Regions from separate parts of the Homo sapiens genome. Here region 2 is linked to region 1. A link is a loop called in an ENCODE intact Hi-C map of the cell type or tissue named here. Cell type or tissue: heart right ventricle. All regions are shown on one strand. Links, peaks and the distances in the headings refer to the core of each region. The heading gives the core; the rest is flanking DNA. Region 1 overlaps ERI3 (ERI1 exoribonuclease family member 3). Region 2 holds the start of ERI3-IT1 (ERI3 intronic transcript 1).

What was found. Hi-C counts contacts between places; a loop is a spot of excess contacts. Peaks named below come from ENCODE experiments on the same cell type or tissue, not always from the same donor. Only the 100,000 strongest peaks of a DNase experiment are listed, where the experiment ranks them.
Region 2: it touches region 1 in a loop (2.0-fold over the local background); 11 of 110 quality-filtered maps call a loop at or near these places.

The regions. Positions count from the first base shown.
Region 1 is chr1:44,287,801-44,298,429 of GRCh38, reverse strand. The region is part of intron 6 of ERI3 (ERI1 exoribonuclease family member 3); the gene reads left to right. Among named protein-coding and RNA genes, the nearest start is that of SNORA110, 41 kb to the right of the region's middle. RefSeq lists an enhancer at 39-333. In heart right ventricle, for the core only: CTCF peaks have their summits at 3,526 (motif pointing right) and 4,564 (motif pointing right); DNase peaks (open chromatin) are centred at 3,563 and 4,509; H3K27ac peaks cover 1,195 bases.
Region 2 is chr1:44,234,017-44,244,645 of GRCh38, reverse strand. The region is part of intron 8 of ERI3 (ERI1 exoribonuclease family member 3); the gene reads left to right. ERI3-IT1 (ERI3 intronic transcript 1) reads left to right here and starts at 363. Exons shown (of 4, transcript NR_110056.1): 1 at 363-401; 2 at 2,566-2,731. RefSeq lists enhancers at 3,302-3,930, 3,931-4,559, 5,970-6,613. In heart right ventricle, for the core only: CTCF peaks have their summits at 4,964 (motif pointing right) and 6,320 (motif pointing right); DNase peaks (open chromatin) are centred at 3,648 and 4,459; H3K27ac peaks cover 2,468 bases.

The DNA of each region.
Region 1 (10,629 bases), core at 1,305-9,304:
AATTTAATATGAGAATCTCCCTATGCCCATCAGCTTGTCCCAATCCCCCTCACCCTTTCAAATCTAATTCCAGTCCTTTGGCCATGTGGTCTTCCCTGTCTATTCTGGAACCCACACTGTCCTCCCTCTTCTCTGAGGTCTTGTGATAGGGAGAGACTGGCCCCTGTGGAAGTGGCCTTTGAGCTGTATTGACTCATTTATTTATTCTTTCAGCAGATGTGTTGACAACCTGCTATGTGCTCTGCACTGCTCTAGGTATTAAGGATACAGCAGTGAATAAAGAAAGAAAACTTCCCAGACATCCTGCCTTCATGGAGTTTGCATTCCAGTGCTTGCAGCTGTCTGCCTTTTGGACCTAATGCTTGAAGAATCCTAGTCATGTCCAGGCTCTTCTGTCCTTTGGGATTCTGCAGGAGCTAGATGGCAAAGCCCTTGCCACCTTGGCAGGACTTCTCTAGGGCTTGTGGCCTTTTATCTTCCTTTTCTGCTGATATTGGTACGGGTGACATTAGCTGCTGTTGCTGCTGCTTGGCAGTGAAAGGGTTTCTCAATATTGGTGCTTCCCTTCCACTATCCTGGAGTCTGATTCCCTCTGTGAGAGGAGAGAATTAATCTCCAACTTTCCATGCCTGTAAGGTGAGTGACCTCTGTTTTGTCAGCGCTTGCCAATCTGTCCTCTAATTCCCAGCCAGGGTAATGGAGACATTACTTTGTGCTAAAGCAAACCACCAGTTCTCCTAGTGCAGATGCTATGCAGATCCAGGCACTGGGAAAGACAGGTCACATGCGGAGACAGCTCCATAAGTGTCTCTTCACAGATGCAGAGGCACATGAAGGCTACAGGGGTGTTGGCACCTGAGCCACTATGCTCCTGAACTGGGGCTGGCAGATTCAAGAGGCAAAGATGCCCTGCCATCATATTCTTCTTATTCCCCAGCCATGCCAATAGGGTGGCTGCTTCTGCTTGGTCTGAATTAGGTTTCTTTGGTCGGGTTCCTAAGAGCACATGAGAGGCTGTGAACACCCCAGTGAAGATGATGAGTCAGGGAGCAGAGGTCTTAGGAGTTGAAGGCTGGGGAACTCAAGGCTTCACCTGGCATAGTGGCCCATGCCTGAATGATTTGTGGACTCTGGGGGCTTAGCTTTGTAGGGCTTTGGGAAGGGCAACTATGAGTGGGTGGGATAAATTCTCAGTGTCCCTGGCTAAAGGGTGACACAACTCAGACTTGATAGTTCTGTAAAACTGTTTCTTCCAAAGCTTGCGAGGATGTTGGTTTGGGGAAGAAAGCCAGCCAGCCCAGAGAATCCCGGGAGCCTGACAGGCCTTTTTCTCTGCGATTTCTTTCTCGCAGGCAGCCCGAGGCAGCCTGTCTCTTTGTTAACAGAGTGACAGCAATGTGACACCATGGAAATAATTACTAACAAATCACGGTGCTGACTGCAAACAGCTCTCTGTCTTCAGAGGCATGTCAGGGTGCATTAGAGCAGGACTGGAGGAGCGGTGCATGTGGGGGCTGAGGCACAGCCTGCACTCAAACACTCTCTTCTTCCACCACCCTGACCCCTTTCTGCAATATCTGACTTTCTTGCTCTTGGCCTTTCCCAACTAGGTCAGCTAAGGGGCAAGCTGGACAAGTGGCATGTAGCTGGTTTGGCTTCCTCTGGGCAGGTAGCTAGGACTCCCATCTTTGCCAAGGAGCACCTAGGTAGTGATGAGAGCCAGGAGTTTTCCATTATGGGGCCCCTAAAAGGTGGAAGGATGCTCTATTTTTCTGATTTACTCTCTGCCATTGAGACCAGCTTCACCTGCCAGTAGTTTTGGGTTTTAGGGTTACAGAACATTTGCTTCAACTGGACCCAGATTGTGGAGGGAGCCTTGCATCTGTGTTGGCTCAGCTCTGGTTTCTTCTTCAATTGCCATAGTCAATTTTTGGTAAGTCGACATTGTCCATTCCCTCTTGGTTAGCAGAGTGATTGCTCTGACTGTCAGGACTGTAAATAATGTTCCTGGTGTATGTGGCTGGAGGCAGCGCGTGGGGTGGGGAAAGGAATGGAAGGAGGAGCAGCATTCTGGCTCCCTCGCTCGCCCCCTCCCCTCTCATACAATATTTATCCAGGGATGGGAGTCAGATGCAGCGACCTCAGGGGTCACCCAGTTAAATAGCTTCTGAACCTCCCTGCATTCTAATTGCTGCAGTTGTCCTTTGCTCTGGAGACTTCTCCTCCCCATTGTCTGCTGAGGCACACACTAATGGCTGTCCTCCCTGGCACTGCTGGGAGGCACGGTGGAGGGGGGTGGAGAAGAGAGCTCATTGCTACCTTCCTTTCCCCAGGGATAAAGGAATCTAGGGCCTATTAACAAGTGGCTTTAGCTAGGACGAGCACAGTCCCTTGCCTTCCTGGCCCCCTCCCTAAACCTAGCTGGAGAAGGAGGCCCACGCAGTAGGCTTGGTTGATGGGGCCAAGGGGCTTTACCCATTGTCAGTCCTATAGCCAGAATCATGGGACTAGTGATTCCTTTACAGGCTACAGGAAGCCAGGGGACAGACCCTTGAATGCTCAGCTGATGAACATCATCCTATGTTCCCATGGTCCCACACACAGGGTTTGGAAGCTTCTAATGAGTGATGTTTCCTGTTGAAATTTGTTGCATTTTTCCCAAAGATTGGCCAAATGCAAAAGTCTGTTTGGTCCCCTGAAAGTTGATTTAGATGATTGCTCGTGGTAGCAGATGTGTCCCATTCATTGATTTAAGAGTGTCATGTGCTATATATACATCTTCACGAGGACCTTTCAGTAAATATCAGTTACCCTCCACTGCAGCTCTTCTCTCCCAAGGAATCCTGTTGGAAATTGCCATTGAAGGTGCTGACCCCAGCATATCCCGGAAGTGCTGGCATTCCGGTAGTAGCCTAAAGTCAGCACCTGTTGAGAGCTGCTCTGGGCCCTGTAAGTACTGTGCTGGGGACTATGGGGACTGCCAAGTGATCAGGACAGAAAGACCAGCACACATATACCTAACTATAGGGTAAGTAAGGTAGAGTATGAAAACACTACAATGAAGGCACAACACAAATGCTGTGAGAATCCAGAGGAGCACTGTAGAGAGATGGAATGGTAGTATTTTTTTTAGTACTAAACTTTTTTTTCTTTTGAACAGAATTTTAAAGCCCAATGTGAATCTGGTTGAAGATGGGGAAAAGCCCTGCCCATTCTTCCTCTCCCATTCTTCCTCCTTTTCCCCCAGTCCATGAAGTAGCCTGATGTTCCTCCTTAGAACCCTAGAACTCCATGGAGCACACTTTAAAAATCACTAGCCTATTCTAATGCCCGCCCAGAAGTCTTACTCTGTATAGGACAAGTGCTTATACCTCTTGAAGGTGTCAGGGGAGCTGGAATCAGGGCAGAGGAGACCAGCTAGAAGGTTAAGGGTACAGCTGTGTCTTGAGTACCTATATGAGAGCGGAGGTCAGACTGCAACCCAGATCCTGAACGCTAGGAGGATGCCTCTCTGCGGAGCCTCCAGAGGGCATCATAGGCCACACAACGGCAGTTCAGGCATAGGGTCAAGATGGCCACAGGCCAGGGGAAGACTGTAGTGGGATGAGTGAGTTATCTTGGAGACAGCTCAATCTGCTAAGGAGCTCCTGGTTTCCCTGGCCAAAAAGAGAATAGCTCATTAGCTGAGGCACTGACCACAGTGTCTTGGAAACCTCCCATCACTTGCTCAGCCTCCTCTCCATAGCCACTCCCTACTGGGGCTTCTGCCATTCCATCTAGGAAAGAGAGCTCTGGCCAGGCCCTGGTGGCAGCTCCAGCACTTCTACAGTCATGACAGATGGGGCACTGTGCCTTTCCCTGATGAGTTGCCATGGAAAGGACACCGGAGAGGCACTTGTCTTATTATTTCCCTAGAGAGGGGCTGGGGAGATACAAGTTACAGAATTTTAAGGACTATTTGTGGCACTGGGGAGGTGCTTGTCATATGGTTCCACAGCGTGTTTGTGGCACTTGTATGCTTCATATGGTCTCCATAGGGAAGAAATGAGAGACAGTTGGCAGATAGGATAAAGAGCCATGGATCAGGGAGGCGCTATATGCATATACAGTGTCTTTTGGAGACTTTGAGCAACTTTGGCACTAGGGATTTGAGCAACATGGCACCAGCAGCCTGGACCATGGAGCATCCCTCTGCACTGCCTGTGTTCTGGTTTCTGTTGGGAACTCTCCAGAGTAGCATGTCTGGGAACACTTCCAGCTGTGCCGCCAGACCCAGACGCAGGTGACGGCCTTTCATCTGTACTATAGGGAAACCAAGAGGAAATTAAATGTCATTTGCCCCCTGCACAGCAGGTCGCTGCCAGATCAGACACTCCTGCTCAGAGCTGTGCAGAGGGCACCCGTGGGAGGGCTTATGCCTGCAGCCATGTCCTGTGAGCTGTGGAGACTCCCAGGTGATGGCCTGGCTCATTCCCAGGGCTTTCTCTGCCCGGCTGGGTTCACCCTGGCCTGGAGCCCAGCCCAGTGTTACATGGCAGCCGTGACCCGTGCCAGGCCAGAGGTGCGTGTGTACCAGTAGGGGGAAGTGGAGGGGAAGGGCAGAGCCTGAGAGTAGAGGACACACAGGAGACAGTGAGGTGATCAGCCCTTCCTCAAAGAAGCTGTGTGGCATTGTGGAAAGAACAGGGCTTTTAGAATGAAGAGACCTAGTTTCGATTCCTGGCTTTACTGCTTTCTAGTTGTAGGGTCTTGGGAAAGTCACATTCCCACTCTCATCCTCCATTCCTTTATCTGTAAAATAATAAGGAGCTCTGGCTCCTGACATCTGTGGGGGAAATGTAGCTTCCTGTTAGGACTGGTGCCAGAGTTTCTTACCCCACCTCGCCTGGATCTGGAAGCATGACCTGTAACCCCTTGCCGTGGGGCCTCACTGTGAAGTGAGTGAGCTGAAGTTGGTTGAGGTGGGGTGGGTGGTAAGTCTGGCCAGGAAGGCACAGCTGGTCATCTCTCCCTGCCTCAGGCCTTTCCTTCTTATCCTAGTCCTCTCAACAAGGCATCCCAAGACCTTGATGAGATGTGGAAGGGTAATGGTGGCAAGACAAAGTGAGAGGCTTGCCGAGGTCACCCGGCCTCACCTTGGGGCTCAGCCAGCTCCCTCCAGCATCATGCTTGCACTCTCCTCCCTGTTTGAGAGGACAGCGGGGCTTGCCCCACCCCTTTCTGCCATTGAAGTCCTGGTGGTAGGCCATAGTTCTCAGCTCCGCCATGACATTTATTAACAGGGCTTTGGGAAAATATGTTTTAATACTGCCAGAGTTCTCCCTAGAAAACCCTCCAGCCCCCAGCTCACCCCCATCTGAAGCCTGGCTGTTGGTGGTGAAATTCATTAGTGTTCCCTGACAGGCAGTGGCGACAGAGGCGCTCGCTGTCGGCTTCCCGCTCCCTTGCTCTCGTGCTCCTGCTTCACGCACACTGATATTTAAAGCTGATGGGCTGCTTATAGACTTCTTGTACCATGACAAGTTTGGGGAGGGGGTTGGGGAGGAAGAGACAGACAAGGAGCCAGCTGTCATGCTGGTATTTCAAACAGTACTCTCTCCTGACCCTTTGCAGGCTCCAGCAAGTGTATCATCTTTCTGAAGCCTGTGGTTGGAATTGTAACCTGCAGCCGTCCCAGAGGAAGGGGGCAAGTGTGGGGGCAAAGTGGGCTGATAAGTCAGCAGTGCATTCCCCCCAGGGCTGTGGGCAGGCAGAGGAGAATGGAGGGACCGCACGTGTGCATGCACGCACACTTGCTTGAGCCTGGGGAATTGCAGCTGAGTCTCTGAGTGCCCTTGACATTGCCCTCCCACCAGCAGAAGTGAGATGGCCACTTCTCAGTAGTCACTCCTGCAGTGACCATTCTGTGTCTGCTATGGTTATCTTCTGAGTGGGCCTGGAAGCTCTCTCAAGAGAGAAATCAGGTTCCACTAGCCTCTGTCTGAGGGTCCTGGGTCTCAGTGATACTCCTGAATATAAAGTGGTCGGTTGAGGTAGAAAGCTCTCTCATTTTGTGTCTGGCCTGGGGTCTTGGCTTTTGTTCCTTGGTATTTGTGTGCTGATTCTTTGGATTTGGAGAATGAGTCCCAAGGTGCTTCCTCTATTCATATCTCCTTCCCTCAGCCCAAGCTTCTTGGAATTTGTTTTGCAGCTGTGGAGTGGTTCTGGAACTTTCCCTTTTCCTGTCACCCCCAGCAAGCCTTCTCCAGTATCCTTTTCCTGACCAAGGCACTGTCTTGTCAATGCAGGTGGCCTGGAAGCATCTCCAAAGGCCATTACAGGTTTGGTCTCAATCGATCTCCTTATAGCCAGAATCCCTTCTATGAGGCCTTATTTGTAAAGCATGTTACCCTTGGTTGGCTCCTTTAACCCTCACAGAGCAGGGCATGGAGGTGAAGTCACTTACCCCAGGACACATGGTCATTTGACCAAGTTATCTTAGTGTAGTGGAGCTGTGGTACTGGACAGGGGTTGAACCGCATGCCCCACCATCAGGGGACTTTGATGGGGAGAATGAGTCCCAAGGTGCCTTCTCCATCTGTAACTCCAGGTCCTGCAGTAGGCGAGGTCACTGGGGAAAAGGCCAGGCTCCTCTCCTCCTTGCTGTTTTGCCTTGTCAGTGCCATCAGTGCTGCCAATGGCATCCTCAGTTTCAGGCGCAGCAGTGTGGGACTCTCTGTCTGAGGGGTTATTCATAAAACAACCTGGACATCTTCTGTTGGAGGTGGAGCCAGCCTTTTTTCTGTGTAGGCTGAAGTGTATTCTTGAACTGTCAAGGACCAGCTTTGATGTGATCTCCTATAGTATCCCCAGCCCTCGCCAGCACTCTATCCTGTAGGCTTCTGCAGGGGTTTATGGCCAACCAAGGGTAACATGCTTTACAAATAAGGCCTCATAGAAGGGATTCTGGCTATAAGGAGATCGATTGAGACCAAACCTGCAATGGCCTTTGAGGATGCTTCCAGGCCACCTGGGCAGTGCTTTTCTCTTCCTGTTTTTGCTGATTCCTATCCCGACTAAAGGCACTGAGTGCTAGGCCTGCCATGCTGTGTCTTCTGACATGGTGGATCTTGCAGGTGAGATAGATACTAACCAGCTTTGATAAGTAGGAGGCTCATGCATTAATTTTTTATACATCAGCAGCGGCCAAGAGAGTGAATTCAATTATGAGTCTGCCTTCTCTCTACCCTCCTCCGCTCAATGTGGTAGTTCAGAGCTGAGACTAAGGAACCTGTTGAAATGAGAAACCCCTATTTCCTAGCTTGACCCCCTCACTAATTCGGGTTAAATTGCTACGCTGTTGCAGTGGTGACACATTGTGTCTGCCTCTGTTTGTATAAGAGGATGCAGTGGGGGAGGAAGGACCAATTTGTGCAGAGATAAAAGGTGTCACGGGCAGATAACTAACGTCCCAGCCTCGTGCCTGCTCTCATTGTTGCTCAATTTGCTCCATGTGTAAGCTCAGCCTTCCCCTCTTTCTTCCTTCCCTCCCCTTGGTCATATTTTACCTCGATGCCACAGTGTAATGATGCCCTGCGTAGTGGGGGAGGAGATAGGCACCTCTGGCTGACAGCCCTTCCTGATAACCAAATTCCAGCCCATCCATCACTAGCTACTCTCCTCAACTTGAGGAAAAGTGATCATGAAAGGCGGGCTGTTTATCACCCAGGGTCTGTTTATCTCCTCTGGGTGGGGGAATGGAAACAGGAGAGACAAAGAGCTGTGTCCCCAGCTAAGTGCTGCCTCGGCTGGAGTAGCCTGAACGTGCTGGATACCGACTCAAATCATGCTGCCCATGGAGGCTCTGACTAGATAGGGCTCCCTGACTGGGATCCAGTGGGAATGGGCCCTTTCCTGAGGCTCAAGACTTGGAGAGAAGCATAGGAAATCGTGGCAGTTATGAGCTGCAGGGCCGCTAGGGACAGCATTCTTTGAGAGTGTATTGGAATGAGCAAGTGTGGCAACTCTGCATGGAAGCAAGCCCACCCACCCCTCACAGGTGTCCCTGTGGCAGGATCTTCCAACTGGCTGGTTGGTTGGCTTCTACTGGCCCACTTCTCTCCAAGCCTGGGCCTTCTGTGCCTCCATGGTCCCATGATGACTTTGAAGAAGACAGAGCCTCTCCATACTCCCCCATTTCTGCATATCACATGGAATACAGTAGTTTGCTCCTGCAGGCGAACAGTATGTGCCTGTCCTGGAGCTGGTGGGCACCAGGACTGCCAGCCCACATCACTCCAAGATCCAGGTCCCACAGCCTTTCTTGAGAGGGAGAAAGGAGCCAAGGAGGCCTCCAGAGTCTGCTGGTCTCCCTCCTCTTCAAAGGTTTGAGTCTGCTAAAAGTGAGAATGACATGCATCTCCCTGAGTTGGGTCTGCCCCTAAGTCTTAAAGAGATGAAAGCATGAAAGCCAGAGTGTCCATCGCCTTTTCCAGTATGGTGCCTGCTCTTTTGCTGGTCCTGGCTGTTGGCCTGTCTGCCAGTCTGTCCGGCAGACCTCAATGGATGTGCAGCTTTCCTTGCCTCAGCCTAGCAGCTCTCCCCCACATCTGCCTCACCTAATCTTCAAAGCTGAGCTCCCGCTCACAAGGGCTTCACCGTGGCCATACCCATTAGCGAGGGGGGTGTTCCCCTAATGAGCTATCCCCTGCCTTGGCTGGCGCCGGGCTAGCCACACCTGTTTGCCATCAGGGCTGTCTCGGCCCAGCCAGTATGGCTCAGTTGCAGGTGGTAGGGCTGAATGAGGAGTGGGGTGGGGAAGGCTGGCTCCTTTTGCTTTGTCCTGTGTGCTTATAGGGGTGAGGGGCAGTTTCTTACACCCCTGTTTCCTCTATATTGTTCTCTTCTTTCTAAGTAGGGGGAATGCTCTTTGCTTTCTTTTCTGTTATTCAAAAGGAGTAATAAAGGAACTTGAGTATCTCATCTCATTTTCCCTGGATGGAATAGAGAGGAGCTAGTTAGGGTCTGAGGGTAGGGCTTGTTAATCTTTTCAGGTGACCCTGAGGGGCCAGTGTGGTAATAGCAGGATCATATGATAAATGCCAAGGGCGGACCCCCTTTCTGGCCTTAGACCCATAGTCTTTGGAAAGCAATCATGTCCCTTGGTTTAGAGCCCACAGGCAGGACTGGGGGACCCTTCCTTAAAGGGGCCTCTTGCATTCATGAAGCTGAAGGAAGTTTTGATTTGGTTGAAAAAAATCTCATTCCTTTTTATGGCCTGGACATAATTGGCTCTTTTCTATTGGCCATCAGTGATGTCATTCCGGCCCTCATAAAGAAGGGGAAATCACACCTGTGGACTCGGTGCATAAAATTTCATTGGGCAACAATAATAAGCATGACCAGATGATGTTTGGGCAGTTGGGGAGCTTTGTGCCCAGTGAATCCAGCTGCATGGAGACCTGGGCACCATAAACCTGCCTGCACGTTTGTGCCCGCAGGCTAGTCCAGGGCCCACTGCCAGTGGCTCTTTTCTTGGAATCACAATCTGGTAGGAATGTACAGCATTCAGACCCTTTGTGCCTGGGGAACTTTTTTTTTTTTTCTGAGAAATTGGTGGAACCATGTACCCACTGATACCCACCGACCTTAGGCTCCTAAGAACCTTGAACCCAGGTGTGACCTTGAGCAGTGACCACTATGCTACTTGCTTCTCTAAGGCCCAGGCTTTGCCTTCCCAGGGACTGTAAAGAGCCCTGAGTGTATCTATACAGCTTATGCCTGTGCAGTCAGAAGCTTTAGGTTCTGTTTCTGGTACTACCCTTGCCTTGTTGTATGATTGAGCAAATCCTTTTCTTCTCTGAGTCTCAGTTTCCTCTTTTGTGTAAGGGATGATGACCACTCTAACCCACCTTCCTCACAGATTTCCTGTCTTGATCCTCTCTAAGCTGGGGTAGGGTGTGTGGTAGAGATGTGTAACTGTCTTCCCATGAGGCACTTGCAAGCTCAAGTTCTGGCATTTGACCCTATGTCTCTCATGAAGATGGGGCTGGGCCCTGCTACATTTGTACAGCTTGTGTCTTGGAGTCACAGGGCTAGGATGACCCAGAGGACTACTCAGCAACCTGAATTCCTGCGAGTGAGTCTACAAACTGCATGTGTACCTGCAAGTGACTAGAGCCCCTGAGTGAGAATTATAGTGCCTAACCCCCATGTGCATCAGTCAGACATGGGATTCAGAATGGCACTCAGGACTGCTGCTGAGCCATATCTCAGGCTGAGTATCCAACCTGACTGTCTGGTCTGTCCTCAGTGTGGCCCCTCTGGGATAGGTCTTCCTCTGAGAAGAATAGGCATCATCCTACTGACCTAGACCCTTCCTAGGCAGTGGAAATGCCTACAGCTATGTCTACCCTTAAAATTCTGCTAAAGAGAGAGCCCATCCCTCTCCCAGGGCTAGCCAGAGCCAAAAGGACTCCTGGCCTGTGTCAACTAAAAGAATCAGAGAGTACTGCAGTTGGCTAGGGGAGAATAAGATCGAGGCTCCCTGCCTTTTGCTGGCCAGTCCCCCTGGCTTATTCCTTTGTAGATTCTGCTGCTTCTGGTGGCCCCCTTCACTCATAGACCTTAATGTGATTTTTCTAAAATAGC
Region 2 (10,629 bases), core at 1,522-9,521, 54 kb after region 1:
GGCTGAAGGGGAGGGGCAGCAAGGTAAGCAAGAGTGCATCGGCCCTGGAAATAGAGGTAGGACACCAGGTAAAACTTTCTTTCATTCAGTACACACTACCTTGGACCTACCATATATCAGGAACCATGGTAGGTGCTAGAAATGTATTGGTAACAATGGCAGACACAGTGCTCTGTCACCACAGAGCTCACAAATGGAGTTGTGGGCTTGGCCCTGGGGACTGAGGGTGAAGTCAGGTTTAGGGATGGCCAAGGAGGGTCTGGAGGTGATGCAGCACTGGACAGAAAGGCTGCTGGAGGCTTGTCAGCGTGACATCATAGTCAGGGGAGGGCACTTCCTCCTGGGGTAGCGGATTTGGCCTTGGGAGACTGGTGAACAGCATGGTGCCAGAGCAGGTTGTGGTGAGTAGGGCCTGCATGCATCTAGAACTGCTGACTCCAGGGCTGCCGATGGTCTCTGTCAGCATCCTTAGTTTGGACCACAGGCTCTGAGGGAGGGCAGCCTCCACAGGGGACTGCTGAGTGGTCCTTCATTCATTTCAGCAAAGGGGCAGTAAGCACTCATATTATTTGGAAGCACTTTATGTTAACTAATTTAGTTTTCACAACAGTCTTAATGAAGGCAGGCATCATCATTCCCATTTTATAGATGAAGAAACTGAGTCTCAGTGAAGTGAACTGCCTAAGGTCACATAGCCAGTTGGTTGAGGAGCCAGGATTCAAACCCAAGCCCATCTGAGTGCAGAGCCTGTGTTGTTATCACTGTGGAACTATGAAGCACCCTTTTGGTGTTGGGCTTTGCGCTACCAATAGAGACGATGTGGAAGAAAACAAGCTCGCTTCCCTCATTTCCCTCAGCGTCAAGTGAAACACGCAGGCCTGAACAGACCTTCGGTAGCAGCAGCTGAGGAAGAAAGCAAAGGCAGCATCACCACTCCCTCTCTGCTGCTACAGTCACCCTGAGCCAGGGACCTGCAATTGTTGGCATCTGACCTCCTTCTGGCCCTGACGGTTCTTTGTGATTTCAGTTCTCTACCTCATGGCCCAGGAAAGTTCTGCTAATCTTCCAGGGGCCACCTCCTCTGGGAGTCTCGCCTGGCCCTCCCAGTATGAGTGTTCAAAACACACACTTGGGCCCTATTATAATTTGTCAGAGGTAATGATCTGGCCCTACGCACTTGGGTTCTCTAAGGGCAGGGCCTGGACCTCCTTCCCTTCTTTTTTGGAAATCTGCACAGGAAATGTCAGTAAAATCTCACCTGCTATTGTAACTTGGAGGCCTCACAGACTACTGCTGGTTTCAGCTGGCTAGGAGAGTAACTGGAACCTTCCCTGATGCCCGGCTGGGTGGTCCTGCCTAGGAGCTTGTCCCCTCTGCTCTGGGATGGAGAAGGATCCCACTGAGGCTTGTGGTACAGGTGGCATGGCCAGAAACCAAGTGGACTCTCAAGAGCTTGCTACCCAGAACTGTTTGGCAAGAGAGCTGGGCTGGCAGGTGGCAGGGTGGGGGCCTGGGCCCCAGGGGGGCAGTGGGCTGGCCTGTGGTCTCCCCTGAAGGAGTGGGGTGTCTATCAAGAGTCCAGTCAGAACGCATTAGCTCTGTGACACAGATCTCATTAGTGCCCATGAGAGGTGTCACTGCGGGAGAATCGTCGGCTCAGGGAGACGCTTGTACCAAAAGGAAGAAAGGACAGTGACAGCCTTTTCTCTGCCGCCTCTGCCGCCACGCTCACTGGGCTGCCCGCCCTCCTCCTCGTTGAGGGGGGTGCGGGGGGTGCTGGCTAATGAGCTCGTCTGCAGTACAGCTTTGCCTTCCCTCCTTGAAGTTTCCCGGGTCCCTCTGAAGACCTCGGGCCCAGGATTAGCACACACCAAACGCCAGCCCCCGTCTTGCCCAGCAGGGAGTTCCTTCTGATCACCCTATTCCTGCTACCATAGGCAAGGAAAGGGGGTGGTACCAAGATAGAGCCACTGTGGCCTGGGGGAGGGGGCCTTGCACCTCTGGGAAGCCTCAAGCCCCTCTGCATCCCTTGACAGAGTGACCGTGTCCACCTCTCTGCAGAGGGTTCTTGCTTCCCAGAGCTGCAGTCTTCTCCTCCCATCCCCTTTCTCCATGACATCTAGCCTGGCAGTGTCCCCATTCCTGTGGGGGACCCCCACTCAAGGCAAGGAAGAATGTGAGGACCTTGGCTGAGGGTTTAGGAGGTAGCATTTAGATCTGATAGGATGTGGGACTTTCTGGCTCAACTAGAGAGCCTCAGAATCAGTGAGATTCATGAAGTCTTCTGGGCTTCAGATGACCTGAGTGGTGATGCATTGATGTGAGGCCTCTACAGACCTTGATGTCCTTCCAGAGAGGTACCTTGCCTGCTTCCCCCAGCTTTGGCCACCTTCAGGGCTGGGAGGGGAGGAGTCAGCCCAGCTGCCTTGTGGGGAAGGGCAGAGCACAGTACTACTGTACACTACTGCCCCCTCCCATCCAGTTCTTTCTGGTGTGGCCCTAAGAAAGTGAGAAGCTAGGGAGATGGATGGTCATGAGAAGGGTTAACTCTCCCATCATTGACAGGGTCTGCACTGGCCTGCCTGGATAGTGCCTGGGGAGAGGGTGCTGGCTCCTTCCTTCCTGAGCTGACCCCCTTGGAGCCCCAGAGACATCTGAGGAATTGGTTCTTGCCAGACACCAGACTGTTCTTCAGTAGCAACCATAGATGGAAGAATGGCTAGATGGATGGGTGAGTTGATGGACTAGATGGGTGGGTGAGTTGATGGACAGATGGATGGAAGAAGGTTCTCCTGTATGTATGTATGTATGTATGTATGTATGTATGTATGTATGTATGTGTTATGTGTGTTTGATTCTTTAGGAAGTACAATCTTTGTTTCCCCACCTTCCTAGCCCCAGGCCCCGGCCTCGCCTCCCCTTGTCTCTCTCTGTATCTCCTGTCAAACCATCGCAGACTTAAATGACAAAGAAATCAGAAAGACAGATCAATGCCGGCCAAATTAGCACTTGCAGATAGACTCTGCGGGGATGTCAGCGCCCTGACCCCTGGTGATCTTGCAGCCTCCACTGCTGATATTATGCAAATTGCATCCATCTGGCAGGACCCGCGTGCTGGCTGCTCCTACTCAGAGGAGTAATGGGCTGGGGGTGGGTGGGAGTGTTAGAGCAAGAGTCAGTGAAGTGTGTGCATGTGTGTGCATGTGTGAGCATGTGTTTGAGTGTGTGTGAGGGCGTGCGGTGCCCACCAAGCACTGGGCGGTGATTGAGTGATTGACAGGGCAGATAAGGGACTGCATTGGATTCCTGTGGGCTGGGGGATTAGGAGCAGCCACAGATGGGAGATAACCGGACTTCATTTCAGTTTATTTTCCTCCTTATCCCCTCTCCCCACCTTCACTCCCTGAAAACACAATATCTGTAGTTTGTGTTTTCATCAATATTTGCAAGTCATTACCACTGGTTTAAGGTGAGAGACAATGTCAGGGCCCAGACCAGGCCAGCCCCTCCCCCAGTTCCTGGTACCCTGAGAATCAATCCCTAGAGTGGCACAGACAGCCTTCACTCCAGTGGCATTCACAGCAGCCCCTCCTTTCAGGCCCACAGTACTCATGGGACAATCCACACTTCATGGGCCAGCCCTGCTGACCTACCCCATCTGACCTAATGCCAACTGACATTCCTTAAGCTGGGCCCTGCCCTTCCACCTGCAGCTACTGTGGGACATCCCTCCCTATGCTTTGGCTCCAGCATAGGTGCTCTGTCCTCAGTATTAGCTGTGCCCCCTGGGGCTGCCCCTACCCTTCTGCAGGGTTCTGGACCCTTCCTCTTAGCTCCTCCCATCCTGGACACTACTGACCAGGCCTAGGCCCCACTGGGCAAAGTGGGGCCTGTGGCCTGCAGAGAGGGGAATTTGTTTGGTCTGGTCTGAATCACACCAGTGTCATTCTACATTTGCTGAGGGCCAGGTATTAGTACAGAGGGCTTTATATCTGTTCTCTCATTGAATTCTCAAACCCCGTGATAAGGGCTGTCATCTCTACTGGATGTGAGGAAACTGAGGGTCCAGAAGGTTGTCATGACCGATTGCTGCTCAGCAAGGAAGTGAGAGAGCAGGAATTTGAACATATCTCTCCTAGTCTAGGGTTGGAGTTCTTCACCACCACGAGTACTGCTTTCCTTCCATTCCACCAGCTGCAGACACGCGACATGTCACCACGCCTGGATCCATTTAAGAGAGCCATCCTTGTACCGTAGGCAGAGAAGTTCATTCAGCTACTAGCCTGTGAACACAGACCCTGACTCAAACCTCCTACTAGGCTAAACCAGCCCAAGCCAGGCTGAACCAGGCCAAAGGGGACTGGAATCAAATAGGCCCTGCTCTCAGGAGCTGTGTGTCTGAGACAGTTGGGCTGTAGCAAGAAGGACACACAGAGGACAGAATGTACCCAGCAGCTGAGCCAGCGCAGAAGTGTGTCCCAGCACACGGCCTCTAGGCCCATGTAGCTCAAGGAGGGGCTGGTGTAGCCCAAGCCAGCCTGCTGTGGTGGCTGAGGGTATAGCTGTCCCAGAGGCCCCTCCAAAACTGGGTCCCTGCTGTACCCTCCCACCAGGCAGGGCTGGGAGCTGGGAGTGCTGGAGACATGTCCAGGGACACGTGTGCAAGGGGAGCTTGTCCTAATGAGGAGAACATGGCTGCTAGTTAGGCAAGGGGCGGGCGGGGAGCCGCAGAGCTGATTGAAGGCAGGGGCAGGGGTCAGACAATTAGGCCCAGATCCTGCCGTTTGATGTGAGTTCTGAGGCCTCAAAGCCTCCCTTCAGCCGGCTCCCTCCACTCCCTCCTCTCCCTCCTCTCCCTCCTCTTTCCTTTCTTCTGCCCAAAGACAGGAAGGATGGAAACGCTTACACTCACTGTTACTATTATTAAACGCTGTGGCAGGCCAGCCAGACCCCAGGATTCCTGCCCACAGGGGGCACCCCAGGCCCCCAGGAGGTTCCTTGGGCCCCAGAGGGAACATCTGGCAAGAGGCCAAGGCCAGGCCAGCTGAGCCCCAGGGCAGGGTAACCCTGCCCCTCTTGCTTCTGAGGCAGGAGAGTGAATGGGGCCTCCCAGCAGGAATTTGGGCTCTGGACTCTGGGCTCTAGGGGCCATATCCCAGGCCTGCATTAACCATCACCTCCTGCAGCCGCTTAGTTCTTTTCTATCCTGGCCTGGGGCTGAGGGTTGAGGGTGTGATTCATTCACACTCATATCCCATCACACAGTGATCTGCAGCAGTCACATCAAGACCTTTTGCCACAAGATGGAGATAATGCAGAGTCTTGCAGCCCCACAGCAGTGTCACACACCCCAAAGCAGACCCCCACACCAGATATCATAGCCACACATACCATCACAGGCCATACCCACAGGGTCTTGCACATAAGCACCTACTGTCCCCTGCCACAGGGCCCTGAGTTCTTAAGCCCCTCTCCCAGAATAGCTAAGAATAGCAGTTAGATCTTATGTCCAGGGCTGGGGGTTACCAGGCCCCTTCCAGTCTCCCACCCTAGGAAATAAGCCTAGAGAGTTGGTAGTGACCAGGGAGTGGGAGGAAGCTGGATTGGGGGGGGGAGGGGGCAGCAGTGGGGAGAGGGAGGGTGGGAGCAGAGATAAATGTTAGCTCATTTCTTCCGTAATTAGTTACTCCCTCATCCCCGCGTTGTAATTGTGAACAAGCTGTAATGTTTAATTAGTCTGTAAATGAAACCCCAATTTCATAATGGCCTGGCTGACAGGGCTAAGTGAGCAGGGGAGGAGGAGGAGGGGACTCTTCCTCCCCTCCTCCTGCAGGGTAGATGCAGGCTGTGGGATCACTTCCTTTTCCTTTCAGCCCCAGTCTGGCCTCTGTGGGGGGAGGCTATGTGATGGGGTTCAGTCCTATACTCTCGCTGTGAATATCCCTTCCATGGGCCCATCTTACCAGAGGAAGGGGAGAGGAGGCTCTCAGGCATCCTTCCTGCCTCCCCGTCACTCTTGGGTTGGGATAGGACAGTCAGCCCAACCCAGATGCTTCTGGTGGGAGAAGCTGACTCCGGTGGCCAGGCCTTGTGATCTCCGCAACGATGATGCTTCTTCCCTAAAGGCCTTTGCTTGGAACCTGGCACCTCAAGATCTGGCCCTATACACCGAAAGGAGCCGGTGATTGGTTTAGGCCCCTCCCCGACCTGTCCCGTCCCACTGCTAGGCGGGATCTAGCCCTGCGCTGACACCCAGGCCGGCCCTTACTCTCCGCAGGGATTATCACTGCAGCCTGCGATAAACCGGAGCTGCCGCAGGGGGGAGCCCCTGGCCCCGCGGCTGCCTCATTGGTCTCTCCCTGTCTCCCCCACAACATCCTCATTGCCTGCACACGCCCCCGCCCCGCCTGCCGCAGCCATAAATCTCAATTTACGAGGGTGGCTCTGGTGGGGGAGGGAGGCAGCACCGCTAATGATGGCTCCTCAGCTGGATTTTTCATGGTGCACAGTCATAAATTTTTAAGAACAGCATGGGCAGCACGTTAGCGAGTTATCGAGGCTGCCTCCGTGCTGGCTGCCTGGCTCCAAGAGAGAAGAGCAGAGGCCGCGTAGGGCCGAGGAGGTATTCTGGGGCAGGGGTGAGGCAGGGCACCCAGAGGAGTCTAAGGCCAGGGTAAGAGGGCCAAGCAGACGGGCTAGGGCTACAGTGAGCCTGTGCACAGGACAAGGTAGTGCTGCCGGCCGCCGGGAGCCAAGGCCAGGCACGTGGGTGGGATCAGGCACGTGGGCATGCAGACCGTGGCCTTCGGGAGCCCCTGATGGATGCCTCTGCTCCAAGACTTGACACCATGATGTACAGGGAGCCTGGAGACGTATGGATTTTCAAAGTGGCCACTTTGAATAGAAATACAAACCCTGAGCATGTGCACAGTGAGGCCTCTGCCCTGGCAGAGCTGCACCTAGTTCATAAACCAGGTGCCTTTTAGGATTGTTCTAGAGAGCTAGGGTGCCTGGGGAAATGCCCACAGAGGGAGCATATCTTGATATGCTGGAGCCTGGAGCTGGGCTGACCTCATTCAGTTTAAGGCTCATGCCTTCAAGGTTGAGTGGTACTAGGTAAGTCATTCACTATGGGATGTTTCTTCCTCTTGAAAATGGGGTTGATGCTGGCCTCTAACTGTCAGGCTCACTGGAAGCAAGAACTGTAAAATCTTTGGCCCATATTTGCTCCTTCATCTATTTAAATTTCTAGAAAAGTTTCTGAGTGAAGTGTCTGGGAAAGAGATCATTGTGGGAGATGATGGAGCCTTCCCTGTGTTTAGTCATTCATTCAGAAAATGTTTGCTGAGGTCTTCTGGGTGCCCAGGCCAATACCAGGGCTTCAGAGGTGAGAGATGCTCCTTTGTGGGAGGTGAAGTGAGCACTTTTGGCTGAGGCACGTCAATGTTGCCAGCCGTGTTCCTGGTTCTACCATAGGGTTGAGGTGCCAGATCCAGCCCTGTTCTTCCATGGAAGCACCTAAGCCTTCAGGATGCTGAGAAGCTCACGCAGGTCTTCTCACAAGTCCCCGGGCCAGGCGCTCCCCTGAGTCCCCTGACCAGCCCATTTGAGGGTTAATGCCCTTGACTACCTCAAGGGTGGGCAAGAAGAGCAAGTAGGACTCCTGGAGTCCCTGGAGGAGGTGGGCCTAGCACGAGGGACAGCCTTAGAAGGCCACAAGCACAAGATCAAGAAATCACCAGTTGCTCAAGTTGGCAGAGGTAGTGGGAGTGCATGTTTTGGAGGTGGTGAGTGAAAATCCTGTGTTCAGGAGGGCTCCATGGTGACCCATCAGGACAGCTTGATCATTTTGGCGGAAGAGTGTCCCCACTCTGAGCCTTGTCAGCTTAGGGGGAGTCCCTGTCTACTTGGGCACAGACTCACAGCCTCTGTCCTCTGCTGCCCTCTCCTGCCCCCCTTAAGCCACTCTCCTCCTGCTCCCCACACTCCACGCCCTTCCCTCATCTCTTGGAACCTGCCACACCTTCTTTTACCTTATTGCCTTCCCATGTGGCTTTATTTTCCCCCAGAGCCCCATATTTCCACCCCACAACCTAATTAACTCTTCCTCATCCCTCAGAGCTCAGCTTAAAGTTTGCTTCCTCAGGAATGCTTTCCCTGACTCCTAGACTTGATCAAGTCCCCCTTTCCCCGTGTACTTTTTCTCAGCACCCTGCTCTCCCCATTTGTAGCATTTAATCACAGTTGTAATTAAGAAATTATTTGTTTGAAAGTTGTTTAATGCCTGTCTCCCTCACTAGATTGTAAGTTCCCTGAAGGCAAGAAATGTCTGTTTCATTTGGCTTATATCCCCAAAGCATAGCACAGTGTCTGACACGTATAGGCAGATAGTAAATAAAATGTGCTGTTTGAATTGAGTTAAATTGAGTTGAGATGGCCCTGGCCCACCCCTGGGTGCCAGGGCAGGGGGAGGCAGCTAGGGAAGTGCCTGGAGCTGAGGTGGTTCCCATTAGTCCTCATGATTAATTCACAGCCACACTGTGATAGAGTGGGCTTGTCCCCAGTCAGTGCCTCCACTGGGGCCCACCTGTTAGCGACAAACAAACAAAGGGGATAAATAATGCATTGGGAGCTGAGCCAGGCAAGGCGGCGGTATTGAAATTAATAGGGATTAGCTGAGCAGCTTGAGGATGAAATATTTACCAGGTGGGACACGGCTTAGGGAGGGCATCCCCCCTTCCCAGAGTCCCTAGGCATAGCTAGGCCTTTCTCCAGGGCATCACTGGCTAGGACTGGGGCGCCCCAGCACCACCACTGCCACCCTTGACTGCCTGGGTTTGCAGGACAGGCTGGCCAGACAGATGAGAGCTCAGGTCCTAGCCAGTCTCCTGGCACAGTGAAGTCCTGGGGAAACCAAGATGCTAGAAGGGAACGGAGGTGGGGAAGGGCCTGAAACCTTCAGGGCTTTGGAAGCTGGAGACAAAGACCATGACAGGGTTTCAGGGCCTGGGCATGTCAAGGCTTTGGGTGGCAAATGTCAGGGCTGGAGTAGGTTTGCGTGTGATCTTGCCCCTCTTTCTTTTCCTCTAGTCCTTCCTTCCTTCTTTTCAGTATGTATTTCTTGAGTGTCTCTGTGGATAACACCTGTGCCCTCAAAGAGTTCATGGTCTAGCAGGAGGTGAAGGAGAGGCAGTTACGATAGGCGGAGAATTGGCTGCTGTGGGAGCACACAGAAGAGGTTCCTAACACAAAGGCGGGATGGGGGGAAGGCACCTAGAGGAAGCACTAGCAAGCCTGGGTCCTGAGAGGTGAAGGCAATGAGCCAGGTGAGAAGTGAGGACTTGAAAACTCAAGGTGCAAATGAGCCTGAATTTGGCTGTACAACAGGGGAGTGGGACTGATGAGACCAGAGATGTAAACAGGTCCAGAACTCAGACTTTTATAAAGGGGTTTGGATGCATTGGGAGCTGAGTCAGGCAAGGTGGCAATATTGAACTTAATGGGGATTAGCTGAGCAGTCCTGAGAGCAGTGAGGAGCCACTGGAAGTGGTGCTGGTGGTGGTGGTTTTAATTTTTGACTCTTAAACTTTTTACTTTGAATTAATTTTACATTTGTAGGAAAGTTTCTATGTATCCCTTACCCAGCTTTCCCTCATGTTAACATCTTACATAATCACAATACAGTTATCAGTACCAGAAAATTAACATTGGTACTGTGCTACATTAAAGGGCCTCTTAGGCCGGGTATGGTGGCACACGCGTGTAATCCCAGCTACTTGGGAGGCTGAGGCACGGGAATCGGCTGAACCTGGGAGGCGGAGATGCAGTGAGCTGAGATCACGCCACTGCACTCCAGCCTGGGCAACAGAAAGAAACCCTGTCTCAAAAGCCTTATTTTAATTTCACCAGTGTTTCCATTAATGTTCTTTTTCTGCTCCAGGTTCATTGAAGGGTTTGTTGTTGTTATTGTTGCTGTTGCTGTTTTTTGAGACAGAGTCTCATTCTGTTGCCCCGGCTAGAGTGCAGTGATGTGATCTCGGCTCACTGCAACCTCCGCCTCCTGTTTTCAAGTGATTGTTCTGCCTCAGCCTCCCGAGTAGCTGGGATTACAGGTGCCACCACGCCCAGCTAATTTTTTGTATTTTTAGTAGAGATGGGGTTTCGCCATGTTGGCCAGGCTGGTCTCGAAATCCTGACCTCGTGATTTGCCCACCTCAGCCTCCCAAAGTGCTGGGATTATAGCGTGAGCCACCACGCCCAGCCCGGGTTTTAAGACAGGGAGTGAAATGACCAGATTGGTGGTTTAAAAGGACACCATGGAAGAAAGATTGGCAGGGGCACTGCCGTTACCTAGATGGGAGATGATGGTGGCCTGGACCAGGATGTTGGTAATGGGAACATGGGCTTAGAAATTATTGAAAAATATATGGTAATTAAAGCTCCTAGAAATTATTGGAAAATATATGGTAATTAAAGCTCCAGGAGGGGATAAGTTTGCCCACGGAGAGAGAGTGAGAAGGGAAGAGACCAATGACAGTTCTGAGCAACATCCATATCTAAGAGGTGATCAAAAGAAAGGGAGTGTTCAAAGGAACCAAGGAGAATTGCATGAAAAGTGAGAGTGGGTCA